3 separate regions of the Homo sapiens genome follow, and all the other regions are linked to region 2. The links are chromatin contacts, found by Hi-C or POLR2A ChIA-PET in ENCODE. All regions are on one chromosome and are shown on one strand. Each heading gives the region's core, a stretch centred on a gene start or an enhancer-like site at or near the end of the contact. The rest is flanking DNA. Distances are from core to core; before and after follow the strand shown. Region 1 holds the start of SNED1 (sushi, nidogen and EGF like domains 1). Region 2 holds the start of HDLBP-AS1 (HDLBP antisense RNA 1). Region 3 holds the start of DTYMK (deoxythymidylate kinase).

Evidence for each region. A loop is a pair of places that touch in the nucleus more often than their neighbours do. ChIA-PET counts read pairs that join two places held with the same protein, here RNA polymerase II (POLR2A). Pooled maps may share reads with other maps.
Region 1: a map of ascending aorta shows a loop between it and region 2 (2.1-fold over the local background). The contact joins the promoter of SNED1 here to the promoter of HDLBP-AS1 in region 2. A Hi-C loop is called at or near these places in 1 of 168 maps with a recorded cell type or tissue (ascending aorta) and 6 of 50 pooled maps.
Region 3: a pooled map shows a loop between it and region 2 (8-fold over the local background). The contact joins the promoter of DTYMK here to the promoter of HDLBP-AS1 in region 2. A Hi-C loop is called at or near these places in 2 of 37 single-sample maps with no recorded cell type and 12 of 50 pooled maps. POLR2A ChIA-PET finds 5 or more read pairs at or near these places in 1 of 52 experiments (activated T-cell).

Annotation. Positions count from the first base shown.
Region 1 is chr2:240,997,339-241,000,038 of GRCh38, reverse strand. It overlaps SNED1 (sushi, nidogen and EGF like domains 1), which reads right to left and starts at 1,421. Exons shown (of 32, transcript NM_001080437.3): 1 at 989-1,421. The coding sequence starts at 1,201. RefSeq lists a silencer at 1,370-1,789.
Region 2 is chr2:241,270,744-241,273,443 of GRCh38, reverse strand. HDLBP-AS1 (HDLBP antisense RNA 1) reads right to left here and starts at 1,280. Exons shown (of 2, transcript NR_168372.1): 1 at 1-1,280. The region is part of intron 1 of HDLBP (high density lipoprotein binding protein); the gene reads left to right. RefSeq lists silencers at 387-666, 937-1,246 and an enhancer at 1,387-1,466.
Region 3 is chr2:241,685,456-241,688,229 of GRCh38, reverse strand. DTYMK (deoxythymidylate kinase) reads left to right here and starts at 1,415. Exons shown (of 5, transcript NM_012145.4): 1 at 1,415-1,576; 2 at 2,353-2,461. The coding sequence starts at 1,447. It also overlaps a transcript of ING5 not described here. RefSeq lists silencers at 926-1,455, 1,206-1,468, 1,516-1,825.

The DNA.
Region 1 (2,700 bases), core at 172-2,671, 270 kb after region 2:
CAGATGGCAGAGGCGATGTGGCTGGCAGTGGGTTGAGGCTGGAGGTGGGCGAGGGTATGAGAGGGCTGATGGTGGAGGTGGCCGTGGTGACGGAGCTGGAGGGGACTCTACTTGAGGCTGGCCCAGCAGTTTTCTAGATATGATCTGGGGTGTTTCAGGGAACCACCAGGTACCAGTGCACCGTGGCCTACTCAGGGCGAGTGCTCCATGCAGTTACCAGGTGCATTTCATTCCCTGGGCTGCCATAAGGGCTTGGCCTGGGGTCACACTCTGGGAGCCATGGAGACAGAACCGGCACTCGGGCCTGTTCCTTCAGCTGAGCTGAGCCTGCTGTCATGAGTCCCTGGCCCCAGGAGTCCCACTGGGAGTCCTGTTTGGAGAGTCTGAGCCTGAGCGGCCAGCCCCCAGACTGCGGAGAGGACGGCAGGGAGGGGCAAGCCTGTTGCTAGCCCGCCTAGGAGGGTCAGCGAAGAAGCAGGCCCTGCCCTGAGCGCCTGGGCAAGGGGTCCAGCCTCCTGGCTCTGGGCCGCACTGGCGTCCACGGGGGGCGGGGCTGAAATGGCCCAAGGAGGGGCTGCAACCTTCGCAGGCCCGGCGCCCCACTTGGGAAACTGAGGCCCGGGAAGCCCGTGCCCACGGCCACATTGCCATGTGTGAAAACCAGGGCAGTACCAGGACCCCTGCTCTCCCCTGGGAATCAGGCGCCGGGAAGACGCGCTCGGCAGGTCTGGCAGGGGCCGGGGCGCCGCGCTCCACTCGCCCCCGCCTCGGTGCCCGGCGGCTGCCGCCCCCGCCCCGCCCGCGCGCCTCTCCCGCGGGCCGCTGTCCGGCCTTGGCCGCCGAGGAGGAAGCGCTGTCCTCATTCCACCTCGGGCCGCCCCGGTGCCAAGTGGCTGGCGGCGGCGGCGGGAGTCCGGGCCCGGCGGGCAGCGGCCGGGGCGCAGCTCCCTCCCCTCCCGGGCGCCCCGCGAGCCCGGGGGTTACTCACGTAGAGTCCGGAGTGCTCGGCACCGAAGAACGGGAAGGGCACCGAGAGCGGCCGCAGCCCCGAGCCGCCGTCGTCCTGCTTGGGGGTGACGGCGTCGCCGCGCTCGGCGCCGAACGGGTAGAAGTCGGCAAGGGCCACCGCGCCGCGCACCCCGCGCGCCCCAAGCCCCAGGGCCGCGGCCACCAGCAGCGCCCAGGCGACGCCGTGCCGCATCGCGGAGGTGTGCGGGCGGGACGGGGCGCTGGCGGAGCAGGGCGCTGGGGGACTAGGCTGCGCGCGGGGGTGGCCGGCAGGGCCAGGCGGGGTGCGGGGAGCGCGGGCGCGCCCGCTGGCCGCGCCGTCGGGGGCTCCGCGTCCCGCGCCCGTTCGGCCGGGCCGCGCTCTCGCCGCAGCTCCGCAGAGGAAAGCGCCGGGCGGGACCGCGTTCGGGGCCAGCCCCGCCCCTGGGGCCACGATTTAAATATCCAGCCCGGCGGTCACTCGGGGGGGCGGGGCCATGCAAATCGGGCGTCTCTTAAAGCGCCAGGCCCCGTGGGAGGGCGCGGGCGCGCGGGGAGCTCAGTCCCCTGGCGTGGGCACAGGCAAGGTGAGGGCTCTGCGGGCGCGCGCCCTGTGGTGGGGCCATGCTCCGCCCTGGGTCCCTACCCTGGTGGAGGCGCCTGGGCCCTCAGTGCCGTCCTGGGACAGACCTGTGTCCCTAAGGCCTGAGACGCTGGGCCCGCCCTGAAGGCGTGTCATCACGCGGGGGGCGGGAGGGGACCCTGGCCAGGCAGTGCCTGAATGAACCCGTTCCGTGCTGCCCCCTTCCCAGCCCTGAGCATGGGGACGCCAGGCTTCCAGCCACAGGGGCAGACTAACCCCGGAGCCCACTCCCTGCCTGGGTCTGTGTGAGGAAGAGCCCGGGCCGGAGACTAGGAGGCATGGAACAAAGTGTTTGCATCTGCGTGGCCGCATCAGGAGAAATTCCTGGGAGGCTCGGGACCTCGGGGCGACCCCTGGGTAAAGCAAACCCTCCGTGGGGAAGACTGACCCACTCAGGCCCTGGGGGCAAGTGCGTGCATGACACCGGCCTTGGCAGGTGGGGGCAGGACTCTGAGTCCCAGTATTTGAATTCAGGGTCCCCACCCTGTGGCCTGCCAGCCCTGCCCCCTGTCTCTTGGGCTGCTGGCCTGGGCTGCCTGTCTGTCCTTCCTCAGGGCCTCAGCCGGGACCACCTCTATGTCCCCAGGCCCATGGCAGGGTCTGATTCCTGGAACTCACCCGGCCCACCGTGGTCTCTTCTCTTAGATCCTGGTGTTGGGTGGTGTTGGCTGCGTGCCACACTGGGGCCCCCAAAGATAAGAGTGCACCCCTCGAAGACAAGCAGGAAAGGCCGGGCTGATGGTAACTGCATCTACCACTGAGGTGCTGGGTGGTTTTTTGTTTGTCTTTGCGTTTGTATCTTCTGAAATATCTCAAGTGAGCACGTGTTGTTTTTCAGTGAGAGCCAGGCACAGTCAATGTTATTTTTAAGAAGCAGCGGAGGGTTCTCTGCGTGTGACTGGGTGTTGCCGGTTCTCACAGATCCTGCACTTGGTGTTTTCACTCAGAGGTTCATGACCCTTTAGACTTGGTGTCAGGGCCGGGTGCAGAATTGTTAAGGAGGAGCTGACCCTGCACTGGCACCTCCTGAAAGCTTGCCCCTGGCGCCTCTCCCACCCTGCATGGGGTGG
Region 2 (2,700 bases), core at 31-2,530:
ACACCGGTTCTTTTGCGTGTATACATCTATGTAGAGATGGAGCCATAAGTAATACACGCTTTAAAGGAAGGGGATTTTACATTTTGGGGGGGAGATTAAGTTGATTGCCAAGGAATCGGGTGGGGATAGTTTATAAAAGTGAGGGACATAAGGAATAGGCACGCAGGAATGAGGGAATGAAAGCCCTGGAGCCGCCTGGGAGCCTCACTGCGCTGTAGGACCTCGTGCCAGTGTGGCCATCCGTTTACGATGTGGTGGGCATCCTTTGAGGTTTTTCTTCTGATTTTGGGGAGGTGGGCGGTACTGGTGACATCTGCTTCCAGAGCAGCCGTCCTTCCTGCTCCCTTTCTGGTCTTCGGTTGTTTCCACTCGGGTTCTTGCGGGGCGCGCTCCCTCTGCTTTCTGGAGGTGATTAATTTCCCAACTCCTCGGCACCGCCTTCCCCACCCGAAAAAAGGATGCAGAACCACGCCTGCAGTTGGGTGGGCCTCCCGGGTGCTGGGCGGCCCGGGGCGGCGGGGACCCCAGCGGCGGGGCGGGCGGGCGCTGACGTGTCCAGGCGGGATTGGGCCGCCGCCCTATATAGCAGCCGGGGCCCGGGCGCCGCGCCTCGGAGCGTCCCGGCTTCTCCCGCGCGGGGGGCGAGTAAGCCAGCGGCAGGACCAGCGGGCGGGGGCCCACGAGTGAGCGCGCAACACGGGGCTGGGAGGCCTGGGCGGGCGGGCGGACGGGGCGGGCGGGCTGCCGGGCGGGGGGGTGGGGGGTGGCTGCTGACGTGGAGGCCGCGGAGGGGGAGGGGCCCGGGTGCCGCGGCCCCCACCCGGGCCCCAGGCTGCGGCCCCCGCCCGCGGGTGTCCTGCTTACCGCGCGTGGCGGTTCCGGGCCAGACCTGGGGCCGGCTCCGAGTCTCTTCTGCGCGTGGCCGTGGCGCGGAGGGGCGCGCACAAACTTTCTCAAGTCCGGTGGCGCCGCTGGGCCGCTCTTGGCTGCAAGCTGGGCTCCCCCGCCTCCTCCCGGGGCTTCGGTGGGGCACCCCTGGTGCCGTGGCCGCACGGCGCGGAGGGGCGGCCGACCTGAGCCCAGGTCGCTGACGTTGGCGGGGCCGGCCCTCCCCTCCCCCGCTCCGGCGGGGGCGCCGTGTGCGGCCAGGGTGGGGGTCCCTGGGAGGCCAGCGGGGTCCTTCCCCCCAGGTGGCGGCGGGGCGGGGGTCTGGGCGCAGACCGGGCGGCGGGGCCCCCGCAGCACCTCCACCTGCCGCGCGGGGCCCGCGTCAGTCTACGTGTTCGGGGGTGGGGAAAGCTGCTCTTCTTGGGCCTGGAGTGCAACTTGGACGTGCCCCAGGGTCGTGGATGAAAAATACATTACGGAAAAGTACCGAATTTGGATGAAAGGCGGGGAGGCCGAGGGGTTGCTGTCCCTTTAAGCCTGTCCCCGCCCGCGGGCCCTCGTGGCCTGTGGGAGGGCCGTGCTGAGGTGGCATCTGCGAAAGTTCCTCCATGCAGGATGGGTGCCGACTTCCAGAACTTGGTGAGAAGTGCGGAGCGGAGCCTGCCTTCTGCTCGCCAGTCGCCTGTGGTCTCTCCTAGATTTCGATCTTGTGATCTCTGAGTGGATCAGGATTTTATTTTCCCATTCTGAACTTTGGTTTGTGGTCTTGAGTAATTTTAGTTTTGGAAGAGGAGAAGTCTGGGTTTCAGCCGGAGGCTTTTTTGGTGCCCTCCATACCCGGTCCTGTCTGGTGCTTTAAAGCACTTGCGGGTCTCATTAACTGAGGCTGAAATGAAATTCTTCCTGGAGTATTACTGATAATTCTCTTCGAAGACTGTTGCCCCTTGAATATGTAGTTGGCAAAACTTATCACAAGGGAATCAACTTAATTACTTCCTCGTTTAAAAGCAAAAAAGTAGAACCCCTCATGTGAAGCCTTTTTTGTTGCTGTCAGAAACCTGTTAGACTTGTGCTAAACTTGTAAGCACCAGGTTTCCCACGCAACACACAGCTCTGTCAGGACTCCACGTTTTGCTCTACACGTATTAGGGCGGAAAGGGGTCTTGGTTCCTGCCCTCCTTCCTTTAGTTCTAGTTCTGTTTGCTGAAAGTTAAATTCTGAGATGTGACCTTTTTTGCTTTGGATGTTTGCACTCTGGGAAACAAAATTAAAAGTCCAGGTTCAGTATAGTTTGAGGTTTACATTAGGTGGACCTGGACACTGATTGATCCGAGCTTCCTATGGGAAAAGTAGTTGGGAGAGCCAGAATCACGAAGGGACTGGGGCCATATGGGAGGGACTGAAGGAGACAGGAGATAGGGCTCACCTACCAGAAGGAGCCTTGGAGGAGAGCGGACTTGTTCTCCATGGCCAGAAAGGGGAAAGAAGTTGTAGATTTTGTCATAACTTGAGGTGGAGCGTTTACAGCCATGCAGGGGTGGACCCGGGCCCTGAGAAGGCCATGAATTTCCTGTCCCTGGTGGTATTAAGAAATGGGATTAGATTAATATCTGAGGTTCCTTTCAATCCTGATTTGGACAGTACTGTTAGATCCAGTGAGAATCTGAGATACCCGATGTTAGCCTCTGTTCTTGGGTATCTAGGCCTGCCCAAGGTATCCTGGGAACTTCAGATAGCAAGTGGAGTTGCCTGGCGCTGTCCTGGGGTTGCTGAAAGATCCACATGGAACAGGATTAAACCCTCGTGGGTGTT
Region 3 (2,774 bases), core at 166-2,665, 410 kb before region 2:
TGCCTCGTCTGGTAGACTGTAATCCAGGGCTACACAGATGATTCTGGGAAATGCAGTTCCTACCATTTCTTCTGCTAAGCAGAGAAAGTGATGTCTAGCTGACAACTGACAATATGGCACATATAGATAGTAGTATTTTAGATATCTAAAATAACAAAAAGTCTCACCTGAGAAATGTCCAGGCAGCCTGATATCCCTAAGATAACAGCAAACACTACTGAGCGCTTTCTAGATACCGGGGACACTTCGCGGGACTTTTTCCACCTCTCTATGGCAGAGACAGTTTTTCCTATTATCATCATGACCCACATTTCAGAGGAGTTGGAGGCATGGAAAGAGGAAACAACTTGCCCGTTCCCTCTCCGTGCTATAATTTGTATACATCATCTTTTAAAACGGACTTTTCGGCCAGGCGCGGTGGCTCACGCCTGTAATCCCAGCACTCTGGGAGGCCGAGGCGGGCAGATCACGAGGTCAGATCAAGACCATCCTGGCTAACACGGTGAAACCCCGTCTCTACTAAAAATACAAAAAATTAGCCGGGCGTCGTGGCGGCCGCCTGCAGTCCCAGCTACTCGGGAGGCTGAGGCAGGAGAATCGCTTGAACCCGGGAGGCGGAGGTTGCAGTGAGCAGAGATCGCGCCACCGCACTCCAGCCTGGGTGACAGAGCGAGACTCTGTCTCAAACAAACAAAAACAACAAAAACACACACACGGACTTTCCAGAGCCCTGCAGTTTTGCGCTTCAGGGACAACAGTGAACATTTATCGATCCCATGGTTCTCCTACAATTGCCACGTGGCCAGCGTCTACACAGCCCCCCATCCTGCCCCTGCTGTCAAACACAGCGTTTCCAGAACGCAGTCGTGCTGGGCTCCAGGTGAGCTTTGGGAGGAGCCCCGGCTGAGCCCCTGCACTGGGCCCCGCGCTTCGGGAAGCATCTCGCTCGTTCGTCTCGCGCGCCGCGTGACCGGAGCCCTCACGCTGGCAGCGGGCACCGCAGGGCCCTGAGAGTCGGGCCCGCTGCGCGCAGCCAGGGGCCAACGAGAGCCGACGCTGGGCGGGCAGCGTCCGGGAGCCCCTCCGACCCTGCGCTCCCCTCGTCCGCGCCCTGACCCCGCGTCTCCGGCCGTCCAGCCCGCGCCGCGTCACCTCCCCTCCCGGAGCGAAGGGCCCTGCTCGCCCGAGGACGGAGGCCCGCACGGGACACGGGGCCCCAGTTTCCGCCCCGGAAGCCCAGGACACGGCTCCAGTGGCGGCGCGGCCCAGGGCGCAGGCGCGGGTGTCGGTCCCACCGCGCGTCGTCCTCGCCCCGGCCCCGGCCAATCCCTTCGAATTTGGCCGAGGCCGGGAAATACTAGCTAATCACGGCGCGCGCTGTTGACGCCGGCCAATGGGAGCTCCGGAAGGCTGCGTGGAGACGCCAGCGGCGGGCGGTGGACAGTCATGGCGGCCCGGCGCGGGGCTCTCATAGTGCTGGAGGGCGTGGACCGCGCCGGGAAGAGCACGCAGAGCCGCAAGCTGGTGGAAGCGCTGTGCGCCGCGGGCCACCGCGCCGAACTGCTCCGGTTCCCGGGTGGGTGCGCGCGGCGGGGGGTGCGCCGCGGCCTTCGGTGCCTCTGCCTTCCCAGGGGCTCTTTGCTCCGCTTCGTTGTCTGCGGCTGGCGTGCTGTGAACTGTGCGGTTTTTATTTTGAAAGACGGGCTTTCCCTGTGTCGCCCAGGCTGGAGTGCAGTGGCGCCATCTCGGCCCACGGCAGCCTGGACCTCCCGGGCTCAAGCGATCCTCCCGCCTCAGCCTCCCGGGTAGCCGGGAACATAGGCGCGCGCCACCGCGCCCGGTCCACGCTGCGTGTCTTTAAGTGCGGGGTATGGTGATGACTGACGTGTAAACCCGCGCGAAACCGTGGTGTCTCCCCCAAAAGTCTCCTCCAGCTCTTTTGTAATCCATGTCTCGTTTTTGTGGGTTTTTCTGGTGTTGTGTTTTGTTTGATGGCTGTTCGCGCTTTCAGGGGTTTTATAGCATATATTTAAAAGTTTTCAAGTGAAGCATTGACCTTAATCTTTGGCCACCCAGTCCACAAATTTTATAAATGCTTTCTTTGAAGTCTCTACTTTCTACCCGAGTTCTTTTTTCCTAAAGCATTTTTCATCCCAGCTTGTTTGCAGATTGCTGTTATTGCTCAGAGAAATTCCTTTGGCTTCCGCAGAAGATCCAAGCCTGTCTAGAGATTTAGTAAAGTAAAATTCAACGTGAGACTTGAGTCCGGGAGAAATTCAGTCCAAACTATATTGTAATATAGAGGGAAAGCCTGATCTCACTTGCATTTTGTGTGTTTCTCTTTTTTTCTAGAAAGATCAACTGAAATCGGCAAACTTCTGAGTTCCTACTTGCAAAAGAAAAGTGACGTGGAGGATCACTCGGTGCACCTGCTTTTTTCTGCAAATCGCTGGGAACAAGTGTAAAAACCATTGCACACTGCTCCCTCTGCCCTTGCCACTTTCCTTCCTCCTGAGATTCAGTGAACGCAGCACTCGATTCTGAATGACAGTGACAGTAGTGCTGGGCCTGATGTTCTTCTGTTTAGCAGTCCTGTGGGCAGAGGTGGTGAAGCGCCCTAGTTCCCAAAGGGCGCTAATGAATGCTGTTTCGTCCTCCTGCTCCCCACACCCCATAACTAATAGACTTCAGTTTTTCGGGTTTTTTTAGACGGAGTTCCGCTCTGTCGCCAGGCAGAGGTGTGATCTCGGCTCACTGCAACCTCCGCCTCCCAG